2 separate regions of the Mus musculus genome follow, and region 2 is linked to region 1. Evidence: chromatin contacts called from ENCODE POLR2A ChIA-PET data. All regions are on one chromosome and are shown on one strand. The core of a region is the stretch at or near the end of the contact, and the rest is flanking DNA. Distances in the headings are between cores, read along the strand shown. Region 1 holds the start of Camsap1 (calmodulin regulated spectrin-associated protein 1). Region 2 holds the start of 0610009E02Rik (RIKEN cDNA 0610009E02 gene).

What was found. ChIA-PET counts read pairs that join two places held with the same protein, here RNA polymerase II (POLR2A).
Region 2: POLR2A ChIA-PET joins it to region 1 with 19 read pairs in embryonic stem cell. The contact joins the promoter of 0610009E02Rik here to the promoter of Camsap1 in region 1. POLR2A ChIA-PET finds 5 or more read pairs at or near these places in 3 of 5 experiments (Patski and embryonic stem cell).

Annotation. Positions count from the first base shown.
Region 1 is chr2:25,981,996-25,984,695 of GRCm38, reverse strand. Camsap1 (calmodulin regulated spectrin-associated protein 1) reads left to right here and starts at 1,414. Exons shown (of 18, transcript NM_001372499.1): 1 at 1,414-1,914. The coding sequence starts at 1,758.
Region 2 is chr2:26,444,618-26,447,317 of GRCm38, reverse strand. 0610009E02Rik (RIKEN cDNA 0610009E02 gene) reads right to left here and starts at 1,394. Exons shown (of 3, transcript NR_152209.1): 1 at 1,118-1,394. It overlaps Sec16a (SEC16 homolog A, endoplasmic reticulum export factor), which reads left to right and starts at 2,102. Exons shown (of 30, transcript NM_153125.2): 1 at 2,102-2,243.

The DNA of each region.
Region 1 (2,700 bases), core at 165-2,664:
CAGACACTAGGCTCACTTTTTACTCCTTTCTGCCCAAATGTCATTCTCTTCGGTCTCTCCATGGGTACCCAGCCCTAACCAATTTTTATTTCATTTTATTTTAAACAGGGTCTCACTATGTGGTTTTGGCTGACCTGGAACTCGATTAGAAACAGGGTGGCTCTGAAGTCACTGAGATGCACTTGCCTCTGCCTCCCAAGTGCTGGGTTCAAGATACTTGCCACATGAGGCCACTATCCATTTTTTGTTTGTTTTGTTTTTTGAGACAGGGTCTCATCTCCAGTAGCTGAAGCCGGCCTTGAATTTCATCTAGATCCTCCTGCCTCCAGTCTCCCCACTGCAGGGATTACAATCATGGGATACCATGCCCAGGCTCATCCGCGGCTCTTTCTGACTACATCATACATGCACTTGGACTTGAGGGACAGCTACCTGTACAACATCCACTCTACACACTGCCTTCTTCATACATAGGGCGGCTCTGGCAATGACAGAAGTTAAACACCTTGAAGTTTGCAGATGATGGTTAGTAAGGTCACCCACGCCCGGGCCGGAGGGTTCCTGAGCCTTCCCAGGGGCTGGTGCGCACACAGTCCGCTCTTCAGTGACATCTTTCTCCTTCCGCACCCAGTTTTCAAAAATATACTATTGCTCCTTTCAAGCACTAAAATGCAGGTCACACGCGACGATGGTCCTAGGCTGGCATCCATTTCCCTTAGATGCCAAAACTGGTTGAGAGATCTGATAGTGCCCACCGAGGAGGAGGAGGAGGCGGAGCTCGCGGTTGCTCCGGACTCCCGAGAGCTGCGGGGATTGTTTCTCTGGGCTAATCTCAGGCGCAGTTCTCGAGCCGCACACACTCTGCGACGCCCACTTTCTGCCAGTCCGGGCGGAGACGTCTTGGCATCTCAGTCCACAGATGCAGCACCGGTGCAGACTCTAAGGGCGCTCAGTTCTCAGAGAGCTGGCCTTGCCAGAGGTAGAGGCGAACGTCTCTGCACACAGGACTGAGGCTCAATCAAGGCCAGAGATTAGTCTCTCAAGTTGCTAGGAAACAGGCTAGCCCTCAGAAGAGAATACTGCGCCTGCGCGGGATCCGGACAGGGGCGTGTCCACTGTGCCGGGGGGTGGGCGGGGAGGGGCCGGATGGACTAGCGTGTATGCAGCCTTGAGGACGAAGTAGAGGCGGGGCCGAGGGTGTGTCCATAGCTACTAAGGACACGGACTGGGCTAGGTTAGAGGGGCGTGCCTACTCTGCAGGACCAGGGCTGGGGGCGGGGCTGAGGGTGTACCCAGAGCATCTGAAGAAGGGGACAGGTACGGAGCCTTCAGGAGGAGGGCGGGGCGAGCGGGCGGTGTTACGGGCGGTGCCTACTGCGCTTGCGGAGAAAGGTGGGGCTGCGGGGGGCGGTAAGTGCGCCTGCGTGACGCGGCGGCGGCGCGTTAGCTCCCACCCGTTGGCCGCCGCCTCAGCTGCCGCTTCTCCTGGGCCGCGCACGCGCCTCCGCCACCGCCCCCGGCCCGTGCTCGCACCGCGCTTGCCCCGCGCCTGCCCCGCGCCTTCCTCGGCCGGCGCTTGCCCGCCGCCGCCTGCCCGGCCCGCTCGGCGCCTTCTCGGCCTCGGCTCGGCGCCCGCAGCATGCAGCAGCCTGGGTGGCGGCGGCGGCCGTGAAGTAAGGGCCGTGCGCCCGGGCGGGCGGCGCGGGAGGGCGGCGGCGTCTTTGTTGCGGCCGGGCTGCCGCGGCCTTTGTCTGCAGATGGTGGACGCGGGCGGTCGCTGTGCCGCCGAAGGCTGGAGGAGGATGGAGGCGCCCCCGGAGGGCGCCGACCTGGTGCCGCTGGACCGCTACGACGCGGCGCGGGCCAAGATCGCCGCCAACCTGCAGTGGATCTGTGCGAAGGCCTATGGCCTAGGTGGGCGGGCGCGGCGGGGTCCGGGGTCGGGGGATGGGATTACAGGGAGACGGACGGGGAATGAATCCGGTTCCAGGATGGTACTAGAGGGGAGCCGACGGGGAACGCACTGGTTTCGGATGCGACCGGGAGGTGTCGGACGGGTATAGGAGCCGGGGTATGGGACCAGAACTGGGGTCGGACTACGACGGGGGATGGGACCAGAGGGGAACGCGACGGCCGCAGAATGGGACCAGAGGGAGACCGACGGAAACGACCAGGTATGAGACCAGAGGGGTCAGAAAAGGGACTGACATGCTGGGGGATGAGAGCAGAGAGTTTCGGACGTTGGACAGACGGGGCAGGTTGGGACCAGAGGGGATCTGACGGGTCTTGGGGGGATGAGACGCACGGGAGGAGGTTGTAAGGTCTAGGGACAAGGAATGGAGACAGAGCCAAGATTGAGAATGAGGCCGGTGACAGGGCCAAGGCGCGCCTTCGCGTGGTGTCAGTTCAAGTCTTGCTGTTCTGGCGGCGGCCCAGGTGAGCGAGCGCTGAGGTAGCCCAGGGTCGGTCCAGGCATGGGACTGTGTTCGCGTGTCATCCATGCTCTCTGAGTCTCGGTGGGTGGAGGGTGCCTATCATGTGCAGTGTTATTCTCTGGCAATTGGACTGGTCCTCTAAGTCCAAGAAAGACTCTTACCTAAATAACCACTGCTTAGCTGTTCCTTACTGCATCAGGGTGACTAGAAGGCTGGATAGTTTGAGACTTAGTCTCAAACTAGAGTTCCAGCCAATCTGGTTTAT
Region 2 (2,700 bases), core at 145-2,644, 460 kb before region 1:
ATTCAATAAACACTCACCAATGAATTCTTACCTATCTGGTATGCTTTATGTTCACAGTTCACAGCTCTATGTAACTGCCCAGGGGCCACCACACCAGACAGTGCAGCCTGGGAGAGGCTGACTGGGTAGCACTACAAAGAATACATGGTTACCAAGTGCTGGTCACAGTGTCAGAAGCCACAGGGAGTTCTGACACAGCCTTCATGCATGGGAGTCCTGTGTGCTCTGTAGTGCAGCCTAGGCTATAACAGCTTTGTACCAGATGCTGACTACATAGGACTCCAGGGAACTGGGGATGATGTGCCCAACTTCCAAATAAACGAAGAGTCCCCAGGCAAAGTGGAGGTACCCATGTAATGGTGGGGGCACCCATAAACTCAGGAGTCACCATTTGCCCTGCCTGCCTCAGGCAGTCCCAGTTTGTGCCCATTGCCTTTGCATATGCATTAAAGTACGCCATTCAAGTCCTCAAACTACCCAGTGGCTCTCCTGATGCCCAGAGAGGTTTCAGTCAACAGAGCAGGGCATATGGGCACAGACTGGGCCTAAAACCGGAGTCTGTCACTCAGAGGCCAGGTTAGCTTGGCTGCATGATGCCAGCCAGTCTATAGCAGGCATCGAGTCCTGTCCCTACCTTAGGATGGAGTCAGAGATGGGAGCCAGCACAGCTGTCCCTTTAACATCTCTACCCTTGGGGGCCTGAGAGTGGAGACCTTGCATTTTATTATTTATTTATTTGTTTGTTTATTTATTTAGACGAGGCCTTGCTATTATTTAGCTCTAGCCATCCTAGGGTTGGGGTTGCTGCTTCTTTTTAGGGACTTAAAGTTGAGTCTACCATGTGTTCAGAAAGAGTTTGGAAACCTGGCTCTCTAAAGATAAATGTTAGCTTTACAGAGTGACCCACAGTGCCACGTCAGAGGACATGAAGCTGGCCCTCAGTTCTCCCGGCTATGCTTGCGTGTCTGAGCGCTGGCCAGCTCCACCACACTCCCTCCTTCCCTGCCTCTGGGTTCGCCACTGACCAGGCGGCTTCGCAGGGGCACCGCCTTCTCACGCTCTCTGGAGTACAGGTGAGGGAGCCAGGCCTGGTCACTTCCCCGATGACAGCACCCACCTTTTCCGGAGAGCCTCTGCTCCGACAGACAGACCTGCTGACATCCCTGGTCTAAGTCCAGCGTTCCGCCGTGGGCTTTAGGCCGCGCCCTGCCGGGAGGAGTCGCAATGGAGTTTGAAGGACTTGGCCTCCAGGCTCTGGCTTCTCTCCTCTAGCAAAGGTTGGAGGGGAATGGGGGTGGTGGTGGTGAGAGTTCCTACTAGCACCAGGAAAGGCATTTGCTTAATCACGCGAACTGCGCCGGGCAGGCTCCAGCAAAGAGCCGTAGCCAAGCAACGGGTACAGCTCCGCGCACGCGCCTGTCCAGCCCGCAGAAGTCGACCGCCTAGCTACTCGAGCAGGGTGGCGCACGCGTAGTCGCCCCCGCCGGCAACCAAGAGAACCCAACGGAAAAATGGGGAGGGGGCAAGCGAGAGGGCCCGCTGGGGCTCTGGACTCAGCGGAACTTCTGGCTTTGGTTTTTCAAGACTGATTCTCCCCGGGGATCTGGATTGAAGAATCCTGTCCAGTCAAATCCTAGAACAGGAAGACTGTAGGACAGAACCAGCGTAACCAGGGCGACGTGAAGAGGCGGGGCCCGCGCTCCTGGCTCCGCAAGTGGGTGAGGGCGGGGCCACGGGGGTGGAGCTGTAAGTGACTGACGCAAGAGGGGCGGGCCTATGGGTGGGACGAAGAGATGAGGCGGCAAAAGACTGGAGACGAACGAAAGGCGGAGTCAAAAGGGACACTACGAAAGGCTCTTAAGGGGAATGGGCGGGGCAGCTCCTGGGGGGCGGAACAAAAGGATGAAGCAGTGCAAAACTGGACGGGAGAGGGGGCGGAGCCCAAGGGGGCGTGGTATGATTGACGCGCCGAAGACGTGTACGGAGCGCGGCCAAGAGGGCCGGGCAGGGGGGGCGGGGCAATGGGTGAAGCAGCGAAAGACTGGAAGAAGCAAGAGGAGGGGCAATTAAGGGGCGGGGCGCGCTGACGTCTCCTTCGGACACGTCGGCGGCGGCACCTGGAGCCGGATGTGCCAAGATGGCTGCGGCTGCTGCTGGGAACGCGCTAGTTCCCCCTACTGCCGCCGCCGTCGCCGGCTGGGTTTCAGTTCGCGGCGCCTGAGAAGCCAACCACAGCTCACAGGGTGAGGGCTGAGTGTATGGAGCACGGTGGAGGCCCGAGGGTGGGCGAGGCTGCGGAGGCCAAGCAGGCTCAGTGAGCATCGGGCCTAGCCCGGAGTGGCGAGCGCATTTAAAGAGACACAGTCAGGCCTGGGGAGAACGACAGTACCGGGCCGCCTGGTGCTGAGACACCGGACAGGTTACGGGCCGTGTCGCCTTGGTGGGTTGTCTAAGGGGCTCGTGGTTTCCCAGACCTGACGGGAGACAGATACCTGGTCAGGGCTTCGGGAACTGGTTGGCCGCTGGGGAAGGTGTGTTAACATGGCCAGACTGTGACACCTCCGAGGAAGCCCGCAACTCATTTAAAACGAAGAAAGTGCAGGAAATTGCCAAGCTTGACTTTTGCTGGGTTCTGAAGATATTTGATTCTCGTTGGCTCGAAGACTTCCTCAGAAGTTGATGATCATGGGACACATTTTC